Regions from separate parts of the Homo sapiens genome. Here regions 1 and 2 are each linked to region 3. A link is a contact called in ENCODE Hi-C or POLR2A ChIA-PET data. All regions are on one chromosome and are shown on one strand. Each heading gives the region's core, a stretch centred on a gene start or an enhancer-like site at or near the end of the contact. The rest is flanking DNA. Distances are from core to core; before and after follow the strand shown.

The links. A loop is a pair of places that touch in the nucleus more often than their neighbours do. ChIA-PET counts read pairs that join two places held with the same protein, here RNA polymerase II (POLR2A). Pooled maps may share reads with other maps.
Region 1: a loop to region 3 is called in a map of naive thymus-derived CD4-positive, alpha-beta T cell, with 2.0 times the contacts of the local background. The contact joins two enhancer-like sites. A Hi-C loop is called at or near these places in 2 of 168 maps with a recorded cell type or tissue (naive thymus-derived CD4-positive, alpha-beta T cell and psoas muscle), 1 of 37 single-sample maps with no recorded cell type and 6 of 50 pooled maps.
Region 2: a map of ascending aorta shows a loop between it and region 3 (4-fold over the local background). The contact joins the promoter of FHL2 here to the enhancer-like site in region 3. A Hi-C loop is called at or near these places in 1 of 168 maps with a recorded cell type or tissue (ascending aorta) and 7 of 50 pooled maps. POLR2A ChIA-PET finds 5 or more read pairs at or near these places in 1 of 52 experiments (activated CD8-positive, alpha-beta memory T cell).

Annotation. Positions count from the first base shown.
Region 1 is chr2:105,367,861-105,372,513 of GRCh38, forward strand. The region is part of intron 4 of FHL2 (four and a half LIM domains 2); the gene reads right to left. It also overlaps a transcript of C2orf49 not described here. Among named protein-coding and RNA genes, the nearest start is that of FHL2, 29 kb to the right of the region's middle. RefSeq lists enhancers at 1,550-2,051, 2,052-2,551. Within about 2 kb of position 2,076, at least 12 of the 41 ENCODE cell types and tissues checked have a DNase peak (open chromatin) inside an H3K27ac peak, as active enhancers do.
Region 2 is chr2:105,396,668-105,401,110 of GRCh38, forward strand. FHL2 (four and a half LIM domains 2) reads right to left here and starts at 2,384. Exons shown (of 7, transcript NM_001318895.3): 1 at 2,175-2,384; 2 at 1-30. RefSeq lists silencers at 2,118-2,337, 2,358-2,487 and an enhancer at 2,165-2,987.
Region 3 is chr2:105,794,965-105,799,229 of GRCh38, forward strand. The region is part of intron 1 of NCK2 (NCK adaptor protein 2); the gene reads left to right. Among named protein-coding and RNA genes, the nearest start is that of NCK2, 52 kb to the left of the region's middle. Within about 2 kb of position 2,012, at least 6 of the 41 ENCODE cell types and tissues checked have a DNase peak (open chromatin) inside an H3K27ac peak, as active enhancers do.

The DNA of each region.
Region 1 (4,653 bases), core at 826-3,325, 430 kb before region 3:
TTGAAGGCTCGCCTCTACATGGAGGTAATTCCTATTTTGTGCAGGGCGTGGACTTTGTCTTTTGGTTCACTACTGTACACCCAGCTCCTAGAACAACACGTGTACATTTTAGGCACTTAACATTTATTTATTGAATACCGTGGTTAGGAATGTTAAATCTAAAAAAAGTTAAGTCTCTCTCAGCAATGCAAAGTATAAAGAGAAGTGTGGCATAGCTCCGATGAATTCCCATGGAGCATGACTTTTGGAGTCTAGGGACTGTATTCACCTATTGCACACCTGATAATGAACACCCCGTCTGGTTCACAGCAGGATGGAAATGGCTAGAGTGTGAATGAACCTGGAACCTCGAACCTGATTCAGTGAGCAGCCTCTACAACACTCACTTTACATACTGCCTGTTGAACCAAGTTGTGATGTATCTAGGTAGTTTTATGCACTGTACTAAGTGCTATAATTAAAACCTACATGTAGTTTTTTTTTGTTTTCGAGACAGGGTCTCACTCTGTCACCCAGGCTGGAGTGCAGTGGTGCGATCCTGGCTCACTGCAGCCTTGAACATCTGGGCTCCAGGGAAACTCCTGCCTCAACCTGAGTAGCTGGAACTACAGGTGCACACCACCATGCCTGGCTGAAATCTTCATGTGTTACTTGTACATCCCATTTAGTAATTGCCTAAACCTACGCCATCCATTGTCTTTTGAATAACTATTAGCATTTGATACATTTCTACCATTTCTCCAAGTGAACTGAGGAGCTCTAGAGAACTGAAACACTTATGGGTCACCCCTGCCACCACCAAGCTGGACTCACTGCAAGTGCTCGGTGTCTGTTGACTGACATTTTTTCATTTTTGTTTGCCAGAAAGAAGTGTATCTATTTATAGTAACGGATGATTCCAGATAGGCGTATAAACAAGTACCCTTCATATAAAGCAAAGGTAAAGAACAATCTGGGGAAATAAGTATCAGGGACAAAGAAAGAGGAAAGTGTTGTAAGTGCCCGGACTAGCTGAGGGGCCTGGCCACTGTGTAAGACCAAATCCAGACTGCTGCCTGCTTTTCAAATGAAGTTTTATTGGAACACAGCCACGCCCATTAATTTACTTCCATTGTTTACATCCGCTTTTAAGCTAGACGGCCGAGTAGTGTGCAGCTGTGTGCAGTTGTGCAGTTGTTGTGTAGTTGTAATAGTTGAGTAGTTGTGACAGAGACTGTATGGTCCACAAAGCCCCAAATATTTATCTGATTTTTGAAGGAAAAATGTTGCCAATCCCTGGGGACTGTGGCATGAGGGTCACATACATGTGACTTCAACTGGGGGTCAGGGAATGATGGGGAATCAAGCCGACAGAGGGACTGCCCCGCTCCAGACCAGGTGGAAGCAGCTGCAGTAACACAGGTGGCTTATAGGAGTCTATAGACTAGTCCATAGCTCTCAGCCCCAAAATCTTATGGTCCCAAGGACAAAGCTAGGGGTTGTATTTTAGCTGGCTAGAAAGTTGGTCATGAAATGTCTGTCCTCCAGTAATTAGGAATGTGCTGAGAATTATCACGATTGTTATTTAGGATCATTTTCTCAGCTTCCTGTACTTCCAAGACCAGACATTTGAGATTATATAAAATAAGCAGGGTGTGTGTTGGGGGGCAATGTGTGAGAGGGAATTTGGGATGGTGACACGCAGCGATCTTTTAATTCAAAACTAAGCTGTACAATCTATGGAATTCAATTGTGGGGTGATGAATCCTAAAACAAACATTACATGAAGCAATTGAAATTCAAGTAAAAATAGTGGAAGGACTTTGAATTCACAAAGATTTTCTTCAACCTCCATGCATACTTTTGTCACTTGCTCTTTGGATCTCTGACATTCATTCTGATCAAGCAGCCCAGAAGCCAAAGGATTTTGCCAATGAATATGGGGCAATTATGACTCTCATGGCATTCTTGTCGAGTTCTGAAATAAGTCTGATCAGATCAACACCAGTTCGAGGGCAACTCTACGTGCAGGGAATGCACAGGGCACCTGGAGCCTCAGGGACATGGCGCGTGCACCTCAGGCATGGCGACAGCAGTGGCCGCAAGCCTGCATGGTCATATGCAGCAATACCGGCAGGTGGCAGGAGCGTTCCTTCTCCTAACTGAATCGCACACTCTGAACCAAGTCTCCCGCAGGCGGAAGCGCAGTCTTGAAGAAGGGATGTCTTAATCTGATTCAAATAGTCAAATGAGGCTGGCTGCGGTGCCTCAGCCTTGTAATCCCAGCACTTTGGGAGGCTAAGGCGGGAGATCTCTTGAGCCCAGGAGTTGGCGACCAGCCTGGGCAACATAGAGAGTCCCTGTCTCTACCCCCCCAAAAAAAAAATTAGGCGGGTGTGGTGGTGTGTGCCTGAGGTCCTAGACACGTAGGAGGCTGAGGTGGGAGGATCATTTGAGCCCGAGAGGTCAAGGCTGCAGTGAGCAGTGATCGTACCACTACTCTCCCGCCTGAGCGAAAGAGCGAGATCCTGGCTCAAAAAAAAAAAAAGTCAAATGAGGAGCCAGAAATTTGGTTGCAGGGTTGGAGACAGAATCGCTACTTGAGTCTGCTCAGAGGCTGTGGTGCATCTGTAAGCAACGTCTGCTAATAGGGGCGCGAGAGCCGGTAAACCCCAGCACTGGGGTTACTGATGGTATTCCAGTTTCCTGATTGGTCATCAGGAAACTGACTTGTGTGGGGGGTGTGGAGCTGGTGGGTGAGTTTTTCACTTGTCCTCTAAATGTAAATTCACCGCAAAAGCTGTGCACTGACGCTGTAAACCCATATTCATCTTGAATGGGTTCTAACACTTTTAAAAATCAAACCCAGGCAAGCAAGTGCTTTGATTCAGTGTTTTGTCGGTGCTGGTTTGTTTTGCATACACCGGGATTCTTCTAGACGCCCTGCCTTTGGTGCCCAGTCCGTTTCTTCTGGCAGAGGCACCTGTAAAATGGGGATGAAGCCATCCAACCCAGGGAACACCGAAGATTCAATGGGATTCTGTAAAGCAGCAGGGTCTGACGCCTGTGTGTGTGCTCAGGGGCTGGAAGCTGTAGCTGTGTTGTTATTATTACTACACAGCATTTCTTACCACAGAGCCTGAATTCTTGCTTCCCCCATTCCTTAGTAGAAGAGGCTGCCGGCCAGTTAATTCTCAGATATTCAGTATGGGTTACCTCTCACTGAACATTAGGTTTTTACTTCTTATCTGATCATGTTTTTCTTTTCTTTCCCTCCCCAGTAAACACCATGAGAAAGGGAAGGTGTGATGGTTAATTTTATGTGTCAGCGTGGCTGGGCTCTGGTACCCAGTTGTTTGGTCAAAAAACAGGTTTACTTGTTGCCGTGAAGGTGTTTTTTAGATGTGACTAACATCTAAGTCAGCAAGCTTCGAGTGCAGCACGTTACCCACGTATCAGGGCCGGGCTTCATCTAATCGGTAGTGGGCCTTAGGGGCAAAGACTAAGGTTTCCCTAAGGGCAACTAATTCTTCTCAAGACTGCAATAGACACACCCTGCCTGAGTTTCCAGCCTGCCGCCCTACGGAATTCAAATGCTCCCATTTGGAACTGCAGTATCATCTCTTCCCTGAGCCTCCAGCCTGCTGCCCTGTTCTATAGATTCCAGACTTACCGCCTCCACAATCTCATGAGCCAATCCCTTGAAATCTCTCTCTCTCTCTCTCTCTCTCTCTCTCCTTATGTATGTATCTATGTGTATACATTTCCTTGATTGATTCTGTTTCTCTGGAGAACGTGACTAACACAGAAAGTCAAGACAGGTGAAAAATTCAAAATCCGGGAAATATGCATACTTTTTATGTCATGGTTGGTGCTAACAGTTAAAGTCTTTAAACAGCCCCTAGAGTCCCCAGTGGAAGCTTCCTTGGGCCCTTGTTCAGGAAACTAGTAAGGGTTTAATTTGTTTTTCAATTAATGTCGTGGTTCTTATTGTTACTGAGTGTTGTGTCTCTGCAGTGACTCCCTGTGGGGCAGGACACAGGTCAGCCTGGCTTTCTACGGGCTTCAATTCTCATTTGCACTGTCGCACAGCACTGGGGCCCGAGTTTCCAGCCTCTGCAGGATCCACATGATCTTAGAAGAGGCCTTCTTGCCTGGAGCTGCCCCATCTAAAGTCACCATGCAGCCCTTCCAGCTGTTTTCCCTTACAGCTGCCAACAGGGCTGGGACTGTGTCAGCCTGGGCATTTTTCTTCCCTGTCATAGTGTGTCACAGTTGTTTTAAAGTTATATTAACCAGAGAAATGTAGTGGCAGTAAGAAACCATCTTACCAAAGGTCAGATTACCTCCTTGCCTTTTTAAAAAATGATTATTCCTTATCCTACATAACTTTCTTTTTTTTTTGAGACGGAGTCTCACTCTGTCACCCAGGCTGGAGTGCAGTGGCGTGATCTCAGCTCACTGCAAGCTCCATCTCCTGGGTTCAGGCCATTCTCCTGCCTCAGCCTCCCGAGTAGCTGGGACTACAGACGCCCGCCACTATGCCCGGCTAATTTTTTGTATTTTTAGTAGAGACAGCGTTTTACCATGTTAGCCTGGCTGGTCTCAAACTCCTGACCTCGTGATCCGCCCTCCTTAGCCTTGCAAAGTGCTGGGATTACAGGGGTGAGCCAC
Region 2 (4,443 bases), core at 1,134-3,633, 400 kb before region 3:
TAGTCTCCAGGAAGACACAGTTCTCAGCCACTAGAGAAAGCACACGTGTTTTGTTTCAGATGGTCATCTTGAGGAAGCGAACTCAGTATAATGCAACTTGAGATGGACACTTAATAAATGTGGCTTTGATCAAATTCTCATAATAAAACCGCACAGAAGAACCCAATGTCTAATGTTTCCATTCACCCAAGCTCAAGGAACTTTGTACCTCAGGGCATCTGAGTCAGAGAGCCGCTTAGCGACTCAGGCCCGGTGCTGACAAAGGAGGCTGCCTGAGTCACTGAGGCTGAGTAACTGGCCCTCGGCACAGGACAGGAGTAAACTACTCCTGATATCTAGTCTGTTTTTTTTTTTTTTTTTTTTTGGCAATATTCTATTGGGCGTTTTTGACTGCAATTTAAATATCTTTCAGTACTGGAAATGGTTTAACACGCAATCTTGGGTCAAAGTATGCATCATAAGGCCTCATAGAAATATTCAAATGTTAAAAAAAATAAATAAATATTCAAATGTTCCTCCCGTGGTGCGTTTAGTGGTTAGAACTCAGGTTCTCCAGTTAAGCTGCCTGGGGTCAGATCTCAGGGCTACCATTTACAGCCCGGGAAACCCTGAGTTAAAGTTACTTTGATCTCTGTTTTCAGTGTCTTTACCTGTAAAAATGAGGCTATCAAATATGTATACACTGTCTATGATGTCCAGGCTTCTTAACAACCCTAACAAAAAGACAACATCATTGTCCCTGTTTCCCAGTGGAGAAAACCGAGACACTACGAGATTAAGTGACTTGGCCCAGGCTGCACAGGTTGAGGGACCCGGATGTAAATTTAGGCAGCCTACATGCAGTCCCCGGCATCCCCTAGCCTACTGCATCTGCCTGTGGCTATTTGTGAGACGGTGAGCTAAAATGAGACAGAACCTATGTGCCCAGAACAGTTTCTGGTCTGTAGTAAGCCCATCATTAGCCTTCATCGACATGTTATGGTGTAAACGCATTTTAAACCATGGCAGGCTAATAAACACCGTGGAAACACAATTCTGTGTATTAACTGATGATCTTCTAAACTGGGGGGTGATCTAAATCCAGTAACACTTGACAAAATTTTATATAAATGCACAATGAAATGTTCTTTGAGTTTGGTTTTATTAAAGTTTAATTGATAGACTAGGAATTCCTGTACTTCTAAGACTTGATGCAAATGGTTTTTGTTTTTTTGTTTTTTGTTTTTTTTTGTCTAAAACATCTTCAGGATAGTGCAAAACCTCTTTTCTTTAATATATTATTATAAAACACTCATTAGTAGAGTCAGCACCAAAAATGTGAGATGTATTGGGAGTTGTGTTTTGAAGACAGTTCTCCTGATTCTAAACCCAAATTGTGATTTATTACCTTCCAAAATATGTGGAAGGGAGTGCGGGCCTTAAGTTCAGTGATGTCTAAGTACACTGCTGCTTGCAAGCCAGCTACACATTTCAGCTAACCGGATTAGCCTACTTCCAGTTAAAACCCGACTGAGGATATGAAAATAAATATGACTGATTCATTTAAAATCAGAAAAACACTCAATATTTTCTTCCCTCTATTTCTGGTATGCTAAGATATCACACGAGTGCGACTTAAGAAAAACTTAGAATCTTTTCATTTAAAATAAGCCATTTTTGTTTTAACCGAATGGTTCAGTTATTAAATGTCTACCTGAGTCAAGGAGCGAGGTCACACTGCAAACTCCACTTATTTCTACTAAAGGGAAATGGCCCGGACTCCCCCGCGCAGACCACCGTGCCAGGACAGCCCGCTCGGGAGTCGGGCCTGGAAGCAGGCGGACAGCGTCACCTCCCCGCAGCCGCCGGCTGGGACCCGCGGCCAGCCTTTACCCAGGCTCGCCCGGTCCCTGCCCGCATGGCGGTGCCCCACCTGGTGAGGACGCGGGCTGCAGTCCTCCCTCTGGGGATGAGTCGGTGGGCTCCTCTGAGCTCCAGCGCCCCCAGGGTCTAGACCCCTCCCATTGCTCCGCTCCCCTCTCCCCGTGGTCTCCCCACCCCCAACCCCCAGGGTTCGGCTCTCCTCTCCCGGGTCTACCCCACAGCTCAACTCCTTTCTCCCGGCTTCTCCCCGCACGGTTCGGGTCCCCTCTCCCAGTGGTCTTCCCGGACCCACAGCTCTGCTCTCCTCTCACCAGTCTCCCCAACTCCGGCTCTGCTCCCCTCTCCTTGGGTCTCGCACCGGATTCGGCCCCCACTTCCGAGCCCTGGTGGCTAAGCCCCTCGGCCTCCCTCCGGGGCGCAGGGGGTTGGAGGTACTCACGGCACCGCAGCGGGCCGGGGACTCCCGGACGGGGCTGGAGGGCGCGGGCGGCTGGTGGCTGCGGCTCCGCTGCCGGCCGAGTGGAGCGCTGCGCAGCTCCCGCCCTCGAGAAACCCCGCCGTGTCATTTGACCATATAAGGAGATGCACGCCTCGGCTCGCTGGCACCGGGCGTGGGGCGCGGGGGGCGGGCGCCCCCAGGCCTCGCGGTTGCCGTGCCCCCGCCCCGGGCTGCGGCGGTCCCGGCCCGTACCCTTTGTTTGCCAGGGCTCCTTTCTTCGTGCCCTCCGGGTCTTGGGAGCACAGTAGTTATCGGGAGCGTCGCCTCCGGCGTGGGCTCTCGGGCGCGAGTTTCGGACGAGGCCTGGGCGCGGTGGCAGGGGTCTGCCCACGCCGGGATCTCTGCCTGGTCCCAGGAGCGGGAGACTGGAGAAGCCCCAGGACGTGCCGGGGGAGGCGGAGGGAGGAGGGGGTCACTTCTCAGGAGGCATGTGCCTGGGATATATTTGCAAGGTGGACGTTTTTCCTTCTTACCCTGCAGATGCTTCTTTACGAAATGAACACCACAGATGACCATAAAGAATCCTTCGTTCCACTACGGAGGGGACTAAAGGAAGGTCCTATCCCCACCTCTCCCTCTCGGGGCCAGAAGACTAGTTAGACATCTTGGATTCCCCTCCAGGGCGGGAAAACCAAAGTGAGCTGGGAGCGTGCCTCCCACATTCCAAGCCCGGGCCCTCTGCGTGACGCTGACGCTGGGTAGGGACAGATGGCACTGTTCAGCATTGTCGCAGGGAGAGCACAGGTTGAGCCCATCCCTGGGAGAGGGTGCGTCGTGATGGAAACATTTGCTCCTGAGCAGGTAACCGGTCCACTTGCAGAAACCGGTGGACGATGAGTAGGTGGACCACAAAGGCGTCCTCGGCACTTTGGGGGCAGGTGTATTATTTTTAACATTCGGGGCAGCTCATAGGAATACATCCTCCAGAGAAGGCGGGAAGAACTCCGTGATTGCTTTCTTTTAATTGATACTCTCCGTCTGGTAGGCCTCATGGGTCTCCATCATGGAATCACAGAACTTGAGAATAAAGGGGCTTCATCACCTTAGCTTCCACTCGGTGAGCACTAGCTCTACCTGGTATCTCATTTGATCCACACTCCTTTAAGGTAAAGATTTTTACCAGATTTACGGTGAGGAAAGTTCAGCTCAGATTTGCTCCAGGCCACGTGAACGGTAACTGTGCCAGCTGAGATTTGAACTGGGATGTGGTAGATGGCAAAGCCATGTAAGTATATTACGGGATCAGAAATGCCTCTCATCCCTCAGTCACTCAGGTGACTCCAGAGGACTGAGACTTGCCATAAGCCCAGCCAGAACTAGATGTGCGGAATACAGCCCTCCCCCGACCCCACCCCACTGTGTCCCTGAAACAGGACGCTTTCCTGAAGAACCTGAGTTAAGGCCACCCTACCTGAATTTCCACTAAGTGTCAAGACAGGCTAGTATTTTGAAATTCAGAGCAAAGTTTGTGTAGAAAAGGCTCCCAGCCCCTGACAGCTACCTAGATGTGTTGTTGATATCGTTACAAATTAGGAAATGGTCTCCTAGTTCTCAAATGGTGAGTCTTAAGCTTCAGTTTGTAAAAACAAGCCCTAAAATGATGAAACATTAATTCTGCATTTATCTTCTTTCTGATTCCTTTTGTCTTATATTTTAATTTTTTTTTTTTTTTTAGCTTTCTGACTTACGGGTGTAATCCATTTAGCTTTGCTTTTTTACTGATAGAGTTATTTAGTTCTGTTATTTTTCTTCTAATAACTGCTTTAGCTGTGTCACATAGGTTCAGCTATGTTGTGTTTTATTATTAAGAAATTCTGCAATTTAATTTTGTGTTTAATTTTTGACCTAATGGGTAGCAGAACATTTTAAATGACCCTGTGGTCATTCGATAGGGTCAGTAAAATCCGGACTCTGGAAACAAACATACCCAGTTTCTACAACAACGATGCACAAAGAAAAACAAGAGAGATGGAGACAGAACCAAGAGATTAAAAAAAGACTTAGCCAACTGCCATGTATGGATCTTATTGGATTCTTTTTTTTTTTTTTTTTTGGATCTTATTGGATTCTAATCAAAGAAT
Region 3 (4,265 bases), core at 762-3,261:
AAAGATGTTTTTTTCTTTCCCCTTTTTATTTCTTGCTTTTTAAAAAAAGTTTTATTTTTTAGAGCAGTTTTAGTTTCACAGCAAAACTGAGCAGAAGGTACAGAGTTTTCTCATATATCCAGTTCCCCCACATGAACTAGCAACATCCCCGACAGGGTGCTGCATTTGTTTCTGTGGGTGAAACTGCACTGACAAAAACCAATCACCCAAAGTCCAGGGTTTATATTTGGGTTCACTCTTTGCGTTGTGCATTCCATGGGTTTGGACAAATGTATAATAATAATTATTGCTTTTTAATGTGAGCAAACACATATGTGTATACAGTGATATATTTTTAATTTTTTTTTTCCTCAAATAAGCAATAGCATACTCTATACACTTTTCCCAAGCAAGAGGTCAAAGGTGGTTTTCTAATTATATGGTATATTGTAACTTAATCATGATATTGAGTTAAACTGAATGGGCCTGTTTATTTAGTTATTTTGAAACGGGTAATTATAAAAACTGCTGCATAAATATTTGAGTCATATTCCAAAAGAGTTAGAAAATACATGGATATTCCTGTCTTATTTTTGCTTTAACAAACTTGGTCTATTTAGTTTACATGTATGCTCCGTCAGTGGTTCTCAGCCAGGGTGATTTCATTCCCCAAGGGATATTCAGCAGGCAGTGTCTGCAGGCGTTGTTGATTGTCACCAATTTAGGCAGGGTGTGGATTGTTGTTAAACATCCTACAACGCAGGGGACAGCTCCACGACAAAGAATTACCGAAACGTCTGTATGCCCCTGGTGAGAAACACTGCTCATGTTCAACCAGGTATTTGAGTCATTATTCCTCCCTCTAGACCTCTCCCTCCTCCCTAACTTCCTTCCTTCGCCGCTTCCTCTCATCTTCCACGCACCCTCCCCCCAGTCTTTTTCAGTAAAACTAGGTATTTACATCTAGGACTTTAGGAAAACATGAATCATTTAAAATGAAACACATCAACGATATATTCTTTATTACCAGTCTTGTAAAAAGAGCAAAACAGTTTAGCATTTGAAAGCTCTATTGTAGTTTGCTCTGGTATAAATCATATGTGCAGTCAAACTTTTTTTGGAAAGCTAATTCTGCTTTATGATACAGGTCCCAAGAAGACAGAATTTTATTAGGTGCATGCACATGGAATACCAACTTCAGGGTTGAAAGTGACTGAGGTTGATAGTCTCTGTATTGGCCGCCCTCTGGGCACTGTGGCTTCAGGGTTGAAAGACAATCATTTGCAGGCGTGTGTAAGTATATATGGCTGGTGGGCAGAGTGGTGGCTTTGCTGCTCTTGCAAGGCTGTTTTGTCATTGATGGCACACAGGAGAGTGCTGGAGGTTAGTGTCAGTTTATCTTATCTCTGTACTTCCTGTTGCCTCACTTTAGGATCTTAAGAAATATTCAATTTCCACTAAAAAGAGGAGTGAACAATTCAATGTTTTGCTGTTTTAAGGGTCATGTATGTAAATATGGATGAATGGGGGCATTGGAGCAGGGAGCACATGGGGTATTATTGGCACCGGTTGCAGAGAGGGCCTGGGGACATGAGTGTGTGGCACAGAACGCAGGTGTTCAGATCGGCAGCGTCTGGACTGAGCCTGGGAGCTGGAAGGCTGGAGATGGTGCTTTTCTTCCTTTTGCATTTGGCAAGGAAGAGTATCCCGTAGTTTAGTGTTATTCCAGAAGCTCTCGGCATCATGTTTATTCCCTTTCTTTTTTTTCCCTTGTACTTTCTCATACCTCTATCAGATAAATTAAATGAATTGGAAAAATAACTAAGCATTTCTCTTTGACGCAGGTAAATGCAGTATACATTTGATTCCATGGAAAGGAAATATATATAATTAGAACACTTATAGACATTAGTGGTGACAGTTCACAGGTTAGTCTGCCCTCTCAGGAGTTGTCTTGATAAAATAAATTTTATTAAGCATGTTACTTGTAAGTGTCAGCACTTATCTGTGGTTGGTTCAGTACCCCTAGCTGGGGTGAGTGTTTGCTGTGATGATGGTTACAAGCATAGTCTTGCAGAAATGGATTTAGTCATCACAGTCCCTTTTTTATTTTAACTTTATGTCTCTAAGACATAAAAATTTATTATCCTTTTTAGGCCTTTGACTCACAGTTTGTACCACCATCTTTTCTTTCAGCATCTCCCCCACCCACAAGAAAAAAGTTGACATTGATTTCTAATCCTTTCTGTCTGGCCAAATTCAGGATCTTAGAAAGGACACCCCTATTTCAGCTCCTATACTAGTGTTTTAAGGGGAACCTTTAAAATGGGATTCTGAAGCCTTGGCTGATTTTTCTTTTCTGCACAGGAAATAACCAATTTGTGCTATTTCTGGGTGGTGTGTGTTGAACTCACAGTTCTAGGACCGGAAGAGACTGCCAGCCATGCGGTTCCATATTGTGCAATGCAAGGGCAGAAATGGTATCCAGGTCTTTCTAAGGGGGAAAAAACCAGTATGGCCAAGCAGCAGGCTGCCAGGCTGTGCGGGCTAGCAGAAGGGAGGTTCTTAAATTCTCTGCACCCATGTGAGGGAGGCTGCTCTCTTGACAGCGTCTTAGGGTCAGGATGGCTGGAATGGAGCGTGGAGCCTGGTCTGGTTGGAGTCCCTGTGTGGCCTTTTGGAGATGAGTATGGTAACAGTGAGGCAGGAAGTGGCTGGATTTGCAGCGACTGTGTGGAGCCTCCCTGTTTAGGCTTAGTGAGCTGATGCAAAGTCTTTCGTAACCATGATCAGTTAAAACAAAACACCTGATGTTGTGGCCTCCTGTCAGCTTTTGTCCTCCTGTAGAAACAAGATGCTTCTAGAAAACCAGTTTGTAAATTTGGCACAGAAAAAAAACCCTTTCAGCAATTTGGTGTGGACTCTGCTTGTTAATTTATGGCTTCGCAACTTTTTTTAAGCTACCGGCACTAACAGCAGATCTTTAAGTGTTTAATCGTCCCAAGTCAGGTTTGACTGTGGGCTGACTAGCTATAGTGATCTAATTTGGTTCATTTCCTAGGAGAAGAAAATTATAACCACATTTTTATTAATTTATGGTTTTGATCCATCTATTTTAGACTCAATATTAAATCATCCCCTACTTCCAGAAGATGTGTTTTTGAACATAAGTATCTTTAGGATTTAATATTCTATGAAAGGAGTAGGAGCTAATGTTCGCTTGTTGTAATGTTTGTTTTCTTCTGATATGATGATTTTGTTGAAAAAATGTATTTGAAAGAGTAACGTGTAGGTAAGAAATAAGTTAGCCAAAACCATACTTCAAGGGAAGCCTCCCTCCTATCCTGGGAGCCCGGATAGCCTCACTGTGGCCTCTTGTTTGTACATCCAGAATATTCTTGAAACTGGGTTAGCTGAGTCATTTTTTTTTCTTCTTTCAGTGTTCTCCTTTTTTCTTTTTATAAAATGAAGAGATCTGTCCACAAGTCTAGCTTTTAACAATGAGAAAAAGCACTGAATTGTACACTTTAAACAGTGAACCAGTTTGGGGTCTGGTTTAGAGAGAAGAAATAAGGGTTAAAATTGTTTTCATCTTCCATATCTGATTCATATAATCAGATATGAATAGTGAAGTTCCCCAAAGATACATGTAAGCTTGGAGTAAAGACAAAATGTATGCATTACTTTGATGGGGGAAGCCTGTGGTGAACCCACTGAGGTTGCTGGTGATTAAGTTTATGTGGACGGTGAATCTCAACAGAATGAAAATAAACTGTGGGTGTCTATTTTGAAGCAGATGAACCAGGCAGCAAAGCAGTAGCTGTGGTTCTTCATAGATAAATACATTTAGGGAAATTAATACAAAATGTTCTTACCTTATTTTTCTGAGTTGTTCACCGAGCTTCCTCAGATGTTAACATCTTAACCACAGCACAGTTTTGAAAATCAGGAAGTTATACCAGGTTGTTGTCATCACACTTTCTGATCTCCAGTGGTCTGAAAGGTGAGAGGTGATATCTTAGTATCATTTTAGTGAAGTTCAGATGTCCCTTTTCATCAGTTTGAAGGCCTTATATTTTCTTACCTGGTTTTCCTTGGCCCACGGTTTTCTTGGTGTGTTGGTCTTTTCTTGTGTCAAGTTTATTTAAGAAGCTCTCGCTGTGTCCTGTCTGTCCTTCGTGTCCTAAGTTGCAAATGTTTTCTCCTAGCTTTTTATTTGTCTTTGGAATCTATCTGTGGTATATTTTATCATGTAAGAAAATTTTTTATGTTTATGTAGTTGAATT